2 separate regions of the Homo sapiens genome follow, and region 2 is linked to region 1. Evidence: read pairs that join two places in POLR2A ChIA-PET (ENCODE). Cell type or tissue: HepG2. All regions are shown on one strand.

Region 1 (4,000 bases):
ACATGTGGCTGTAATATGAGTCAAAACAAACTGTTCCTCCATTACTTTGTTCCAACTGAGATGAACTGACATTTTCAGATCTTAACATCCTTTCAATTTCAGTAATTCAAATGACAATATCATGAAGTTTAGTAACTACAGATATCTCATAGAGCATTTCCCACATAGAAAAATGAATTATTTGAACAATAAAAGAGGACAATATGTACCAAGGCAAGTACTGAGTATATGAAGCTAGTTCTCTTACTGTCCTTCACTATTATGGCTCTTACTTCCAACAGAAGCCAAATTTAGTCAGGAATGCATGCCCTTTCACTACACAAGCACTCTACATAAGGAGCAAAGACCACAGCAGATCTGACACACAAACCCTGTTAAACAGTACAATGTGTAATTTGCCTTATTATGTTAGTTCAATTAGAATAAAAGAGCATTCTATCATAAATAATACTTTATAAGAAAAAAATTATTTTAAATACATATGGCCAGTTTGATTTTTTAACAACTTTATTAAGCCATATTAATTTTTAAAAACAAGGATTTTAATTAGTAATGTAAAATTTTTCCAATGTTACTCAAATCAACTACATGAGCATTAGGGAAAAGCAGTTGTATAAATCTAATTTTGATTAGCACTTTCAGTTGCATATTTTGGATATACTAGAAACAAAACCTTTTACTGATTTTGCTAAAAAAATATTATTCAGTGCTCTGTCTTCCTAACTCAGATTGCTTCCATGAATACTATGTGCTTATTTTTGTTGTTGTTTTAATATATTTTCACTGTCCACTATAGTAAGCCCTACTGTCAGCTACTGAATGATGCAATTTCTAACACAGCAGGGAGGTAAAGACCCTTATTAATCAATGAAATCAATTGAAGCTACCATAATAAAGAAGATCTACCAAAACAATTTTCCACTCAAAATAACCAAAAACCTTGGAAATAAAATAATGACCCAAAGAACCCAATAACTGGAACTAGAATGCTTCCCAAGGCAGATTAAGTTGAATAATTAATTTGCATCATTCCTTAAATAAATACTTTAGTCTCTTAGTCTAAGTAACCATGGGAACATACAAGAAGCATATATATGTATAAGCTTGGGCAAATCATGTCGCTTTGACAATCAAGGTGCTGCTCCTAGGGGGATGGAATGCCTTAATGTTGATAAGCCTTGATTAAATACCAAGATTTTTACCAAAGAGAAATAAGGACCTTTAACATAGCAGGGTGCAGAAAGTATTAAAAGATCTAAGAAACAGATCAACCAAATGCAATGTATGAATCTAGCTTGGATCCTGCTTTTTAACAAAGCTACTTAAAAATATATGAAACAATCAGAGAACTTCGACACTCAAAAGAAATTGATGATAAGACTTTTTTTAGGTGTGATAATGGTGTTATGATTTGGTTAGTTTTTCAGAGTGTTTATCTTTAGGAGCTACATACTGAACTATTTATGGATACTGCAAGATGATGTCTGAGAACTGCTTCAAAATAAGCCACTGTGGCTGTAATACAGATGAAGCAAGGTTAGCCATGATAATTGGTGACACTGGAATGACAGATATATGGTGATTCATTATACCATTTTCTCTTTTTTTGTATGAATTTTAAAGTTTATTAATTCAGTTAGAATTACAACAAACTTTTTAAAAAATAATTTCAAATCATATTTTATTTTTTTGAGATGGAGTCTCCCTCTGTCACCCAGGCTGGAGTGCAGTGGCGTGACCTTGGCTCACTGCAACCTCCACCTCCCAGGTTCAAGTGATTCTCCTGCCTCAGTCTCCCTAGTAGCTGGGATTACAGGCATGCACCACCACGCTAATTTTTGTATTTTTAGTAGAGGCGGGGTTTTACCATGTTGGCCAGGCTGGCCTCGAACTCCTGACCTCAAGTGAGCCACCCACCTCAGCCTTCGAAAGTGCTGGGATTACAGGCATGAGCCTCAATTCATATTTTAGATTAAGAGGGTACATGTGTGGGTTTGTTACAAGGGAATACTGTGTGATGCTGAGGTTTGGGGTACAAATGATCCCATCAGCCAGAGAGTTTGCATAGTTCCCAATAGTTTTTCCACCCTGTTCCCCTCCTTCCTTTCTCCCTCTAGTCATCCATGGTATCCATCATTATTCTATTTTCTCTAGATTTGTATATGTTTGAAATTTTTCATAACAAAGTTATTTAAAGGGCTACAGAAAAATAATGAAACAATTCTTTACACACTAACATACCTGTATCTCCAAATAATATTAAGTAAAAAAGGCGAATTGTATTAAAATATATAAAGCAAAGCTCCTCCGTTTACTGTATATCCTTGAACAAGCTACTTAACCTTTCTGGGGCTTAGTTTCCTCATCTGTAAAATGGGAATACTAATCGTTCCTACCTTATAGAGTTGTTCTGAGGATTAAATATGATGATTTATATAAAATACTTAAAATAGTGCCTGATACATAACAGTGACACAGTAAGCATTAGCTATTATTATTTATGTTTTTTAAAACCACAAAACCCCATATTTTCTTTTTTTGTTGTTGTTGTTGTTGTTGTTGAGACGGAGTCTCACTCAGCCACCCAGGCTGGAGTGGAGTGGTGTGATCTCAGCTCACTGCAACCACCATCTCCCAGGTTCAAGCGATTCTCCCATCTCAGCCTCCCGAGCAGTTGAGATTACAGGCATCCGCCATCATGCCTGGCTAATTTTTGTATTTTAGTAGAGATGGGGTTTCACCATGTGGGCCAGGCTGGTCTTGAACTCCTAACCTCAGGTGATCCAGCCGCCTCGGCCTCCCAAAGTGCTAGGATTACAGGCCATCGCGCCCGGCCAAAACCCCATATTTTCTGTGTAAATGTATGGGGAAAGATCAGAAAGAAACACGACCAAGAACAGTGGTTACCTCTTAGGTGGCAGGGAATTATTGGCTTTTGGGGTAGAGCTCAGGAAGGACTTCAAGCCTTCAGAAGTATTGGCTTTTGGGGTAGAGCTCAGGAAGGACTTCAAGCCTTCAGCTTTATACAGAATGTTCTATTTTTTTAAAAAAGTATTAATGTAGGGATGTGTAATTTAAGCAGCTCTAGGCTATGAGTCCTTTAAAAACAGGGATACCTTATTCATCCTCATACCTCTAGCACCTTGCACAGTACCTGGCTCTTTGTAGGACAATCAATAGCAATCTGTGTTGAACAGATCTGCTGAAAATAATGAGCCATGGGATGGGAGGGGTAGGGTAAGGACAGAAAAGAAGATGGGGAGAGGAAGACCACCATAAGAAAAAGACTAGAAAGAAGACTGAGAGAAAAAATTTTTCTGAAGAAAAAATGAGGTGAGGATACATTTCTTCTTCAGGGGTCCTAATTTTGGTTATTTTTTGTCATTTCACTTAAGGTATTTTTGCAGATAGTATGACAGCTGCACTGGAATGTTCTAGAAAGCTACCAAATACAGCAGTGTTGACTTGGAGGCACAGAATCTCTTGCCATCTCTGTCTCCCAGCCTCCCTGAGTCACCCCTAGGCTTCCAGGTTTTCCAATCCCTTATATGCTATACATAAACAGTTCTTGGTTTTAATGTGCCTAGCTTTCCTTCCCCCCTTCTGGTAACTGCATGCTAATTTTTCTTGAACATACACACCTCCCTCACCCTCAATTTACACAGGTCATTCAAATGGGGCTGACTCAACTGAACAGTTCCAGAGGTGAGCATGTGAACCAGATCTGGCCAATGAGAACACTGCCTCCTTCTAGTACATGGGTTTTCTTGGGGTATTAGGGAGGACAATAATTCCTAGACTTAACCTAGAAATTGGAGAAACAGTACCTTTTCTCTGCTGAATGGGTAGGATTTTAATCTGGGGATGCTCCACATGGCAAAGCCTGTTTGAGAATGAAGCTAGCACAACAGAAACCAAAACTAAGAGATGAAAGGTGCATGATCCCTGGTGACAGCAGTTAAGCTCCTGATCCACTCATGGCTAGAGCCAGTACATTCTA
Region 2 (4,000 bases), 240 kb after region 1:
AATAGGCAGAGTGAACTCAAAACGATCTTCTAGTTGGTTAAAGCAGAAGATAGTTTCAGTTACTTGGGAGACTGAGGCAGGAGGATCCTTTGAGTCCAGGAGTTCGAGGCTATAGTAGCTATGATTGTGCTTTGTGCCACTGCATTCCAGCCTGGGCAACATAGCAAGATTCTATCTCTAGTATATATATATATATATATATATGTGTGTGTGTGTGTGTGTGTGTGTGTGTGTGTGTGATATATGAGACTATTCTATCTCTAGTATATATATGTGTGTGTGTGATATGAGACTATTCTATCTCTAGTATATATATATGTGTGTGTGTGATATATGAGACTACCTTCATATATATGTGTGTGTGTATATATATATATATATATACACCTCCTTATCCTTTATATAGTCCATACCTACTTGCCACATTTGACCATAATTATCTTTATTATATATAGCTCCTTTATATATAGGAGGTAGTCTCATATTCTCTTTGAACATTGATGCATTCGGTGGATTCTGTCTTTGTATAATTTACAGCAGTTTATTATTATTAAAGGCAGTAGCAAATGCTCAATAAAGAACTTGTTTCCCATTCTCAACAATAGGTTATTTTTGCTGGGTGCAGTGGCTCACGCCTGTAGTCCCAGCACTTTGGGAGGCCGAGTTGGGCGGATCACAAGGTCAGGAGTTTGAGACCAGCCTGACCAACATGGTGAAATCCCGTCTCTACTAAAAATACAAAAATTAGCCAGGTGTGGTGGTGTGCGCCTGTAATCCCAGCTACTCAGGAGGCTGAGGCAGGAGAATCGCTTGAACCCAGGAAGCAGAGGTTGTAGTGAGCTGGGATCGTGCCACTGCACTCCAGCCTGGGCGACAGAGTGAGACTCCGTCTCAATTAAAAAAAAAAAAAAAAAAAAAAACCAAAAAAATCCCAAAAAACACAATAGGTTATTTATTTATTTATTTATTTATTTATTTATTTATTTATTTATTTATTTTTGAGATGGGGTCTTACTCTGCCACCCAGGCTGGAGTGCAGTGGCACAATCTTGGCTCACTGCAACCTCCACCTCTAGGGCTCAAGTAATCCTCCTGCCTCAGCCTCCCAAGTAGCAGGTTATTTATTTTAGATTTCATTAATGATTAGTTATTAGTATTAAAAACACAATTTAAATCTGTTTAAGCAGAATATAGAATTTATTGTCTACGGGTTCATCTGGATTCAAACAAACCTGGGTCCAGTGACTGAGATGATGTCATCAGGATACAGACACTTTCTCTTTGGCTTTCTGCCACTATCTTTCCTCAAGTTTTCAGTAGCAGCTTCCTTACTTTCTTTTGAATTTGAATTTTCATTGGTAGTGTCTTCAATGTCCAGAATTCTACTTACAGTCTACTCAAAGCAATTTAGACACTTTCTAAATGCTTCTCCAAATCCTGGTAGCCTGTACCTACTTGCTACATTTGACTATAATTATCTTCTCACACTGTTCTTCCAATATATACATTCAATTCTATACATTTCCCTCTCAATCTGTGCCAAAGTATCTGGGGCACTGCAGCAAACTCACATGGGTAGCATGGGAAGTTTTCAAAATTCAAGGAAAACACAATGATACCATACAAACTAAAACTATGTAGCTTGAGGTAATTCATAGTTTCAACAGGAGATTGCAAAACAGTCTTTTTGATGACATATCTTTTTGGTATGTCATTGTATTAAGCACAACTATGTTAAAGGCAAGAAGCATGTGAAAATCAATGTGGCACAGGGAATAAGAGTGGTGGTATCCAATCTGGTTCCAAGGTTTGAGAAGTAGTACAGGGCTCAACAGGTACACAAATCCCATAATGATGCAATTCTGTTATTTAACTGTGATGAAATATGAATATCATCTATTCTTTCAACTCTGTGTATTCTTTTTTCAAATGGCTAGTAAGTTGCTAGGATTTAAATACTTATTAAGTTGTTTGGATATAACTACAGTCGTGTGCCACATAATGTTTTGGTCAACAATGGGCAACATACACAATTAATCTTGCGTTGTGTTCATTACAGCCCTTAGCATTCAAAAATTATGGCTAATGTTGTTAGTAAGAGCCACATTGAGTGATTGACCCAGAAAAAAAGATTAAAAGTGATTGGGCCGGGCGCAGTGGCTCACACCTGTAATCCCAAAACTTTGGGAGGCCGAGGTGGGCAGATCACAAGGTCAGGAGATCGAGACCATCCTGGCTAACACAGTGAAACCCTGTTTCTACTAAAAATACAAAAACGAAATTAGCCGGGCGTGGTGGTGGGCGCCTGTAGTCCCAGCTACTTGGGAGGCGGAGGCAAGAGAATGGCATGAACCCGGGAGCCGGGAGGCGAAGCTTGCAGTGAGCTGAGATCGCACCACTGCACTCCAGCCTGGGTGACAGAGCAAAACTCCATCTCAAAAAAAAAATATTAAAAGTGATTAAGAACTACAAAAGTAAAAAGTCAGTGATAATGTTTGTTTATCAGGCAGGCATGTCCCATTCCACCATAGCTATGATTTTGAAGAATAACTAAGTGATGGAAGCTGTTAAAGTATTTGCTTCCTTAAAGGCAATGGGATTAACACAAATTTGAGAAGGGTCTCTATCAGATATGGAGATACTTCTAATGACCTGGATTGAAGCCCCAAACAGAAGCACATCCCTCTCAGCACCATGACCAACACAGCCAAAGCAAAAAGTTTGTTTGCAATGATAAAAGAAAAGGCTGGACCTGACTACGATGTTGAATTTACTGTTTGCTCTGGGTGGTTTAAACAATTCCAGAATTGTTATCCATTACATAATGTGAAAGTGAGTGGCGAGTCTGTGAGTGCTGATGTGAAGGCAGCTGAAGAATTTTTGGAGACTTTAGAAAAGTTGACTGTGGAGGAAAATACTTGCCAGGGCAAACTTTCATTATAGATAGAACTCTTTTGGAAATGGATGCCTAAAAGGACTTTCATCCACAAGGAAGAAGGTCAAGGTAATGCCAGGTTTCAAGGCTTTTGAGCTCAGGATAACAGTCTTGCATGGAGACAATGTTGCAGGCTACAAATTGAAACCCTTTATGATCTGGCACAGTGAGAGCCCCAGGACCTTCAAGAATATAAATAAGCTCACACAGGCCAGTGTACTGCATTACTTAATAGTCATGAATCCTCTTCCAGGATTCTCTCTGGAATTACTATGCCAGCAGAATGGAGAAGTACTGTTTGGAGGATAATGAACTTTCCAAGATTCTGCTTATGGTTTTTTATTTTTATTTTTTTGAGACAAGGTCTTGTTCCGTCACCCATGCTGGAGTGCAGCAGTGTGATCTTGGCTCACTGCAACCTCCACCTCCTGGGCTCAAGCAGTTTTCCCACCCCAGCCTCCTGGGTAGCTGGAATAACAGGTGCAAGCCACCACACCCGACTAATTTTTGTGTGTGTGTGGTTTTTTTTTTTTTTTTTTTTTTTTGGTAGAGACAGAGTCTCACCATGTTGGCTGGGCTGGTCTTGAACTCCTGGGCTCAAGTGATCTGCCTGTCTCAGCCTCCCAAAGTGCTAGGATTACAGGTGTGAGCTATCGCTTATTGCTGTTAATGCTCCTGCACATTCTCCTTTTATTGGCGCTCTTCATCCCAACATCAAGGTGTTTCTCCCTCCAAATACCACCTCTTTGATCCAATGGATCAAGGAGTTACAGCAGGTGTTTTTTTTGTTTTTTTTTTTTTTTTTGAGACGGAGTCTCACTCTGTCGCCCAGGCTGGAGTGCAGTGGCGCAATCTTGACTCACTGCAACCTCCGCCCCCTCGGTTCAAGCGATTCTCCTGCCTCAGCCTGTTGAGTAGCTGGGATTACAGGTGTGTGCCACCACGCCCAGCTAATTTTTGTATTTTTAGTAGAGACAGGGTTTCACCATATTGGCCAGGCTGGTCTTGTACTCCTGACCTCGTGATCTGCCCACCTTGGCCTCCCAAAGTGCTGGGATTACAGTG

The links. Peaks named below come from ENCODE experiments on the same cell type or tissue, not always from the same donor. Only the 100,000 strongest peaks of a DNase experiment are listed, where the experiment ranks them.
Region 2: POLR2A ChIA-PET joins it to region 1 with 5 read pairs; 3 of 35 experiments call an interaction of 5 or more read pairs at or near these places.

Annotation. Positions count from the first base shown.
Region 1 is chr2:171,878,610-171,882,609 of GRCh38, forward strand. All of the region lies in intron 2 of SLC25A12 (solute carrier family 25 member 12), which reads right to left. Among named protein-coding and RNA genes, the nearest start is that of SLC25A12, 14 kb to the right of the region's middle. In HepG2, no CTCF peak of the experiment used is centred here; a DNase peak (open chromatin) is centred at 322.
Region 2 is chr2:172,117,520-172,121,519 of GRCh38, forward strand. No RefSeq gene overlaps it. Among named protein-coding and RNA genes, the nearest start is that of DLX2-DT, 17 kb to the left of the region's middle. In HepG2, no CTCF peak of the experiment used is centred here; DNase peaks (open chromatin) are centred at 1,702 and 2,782.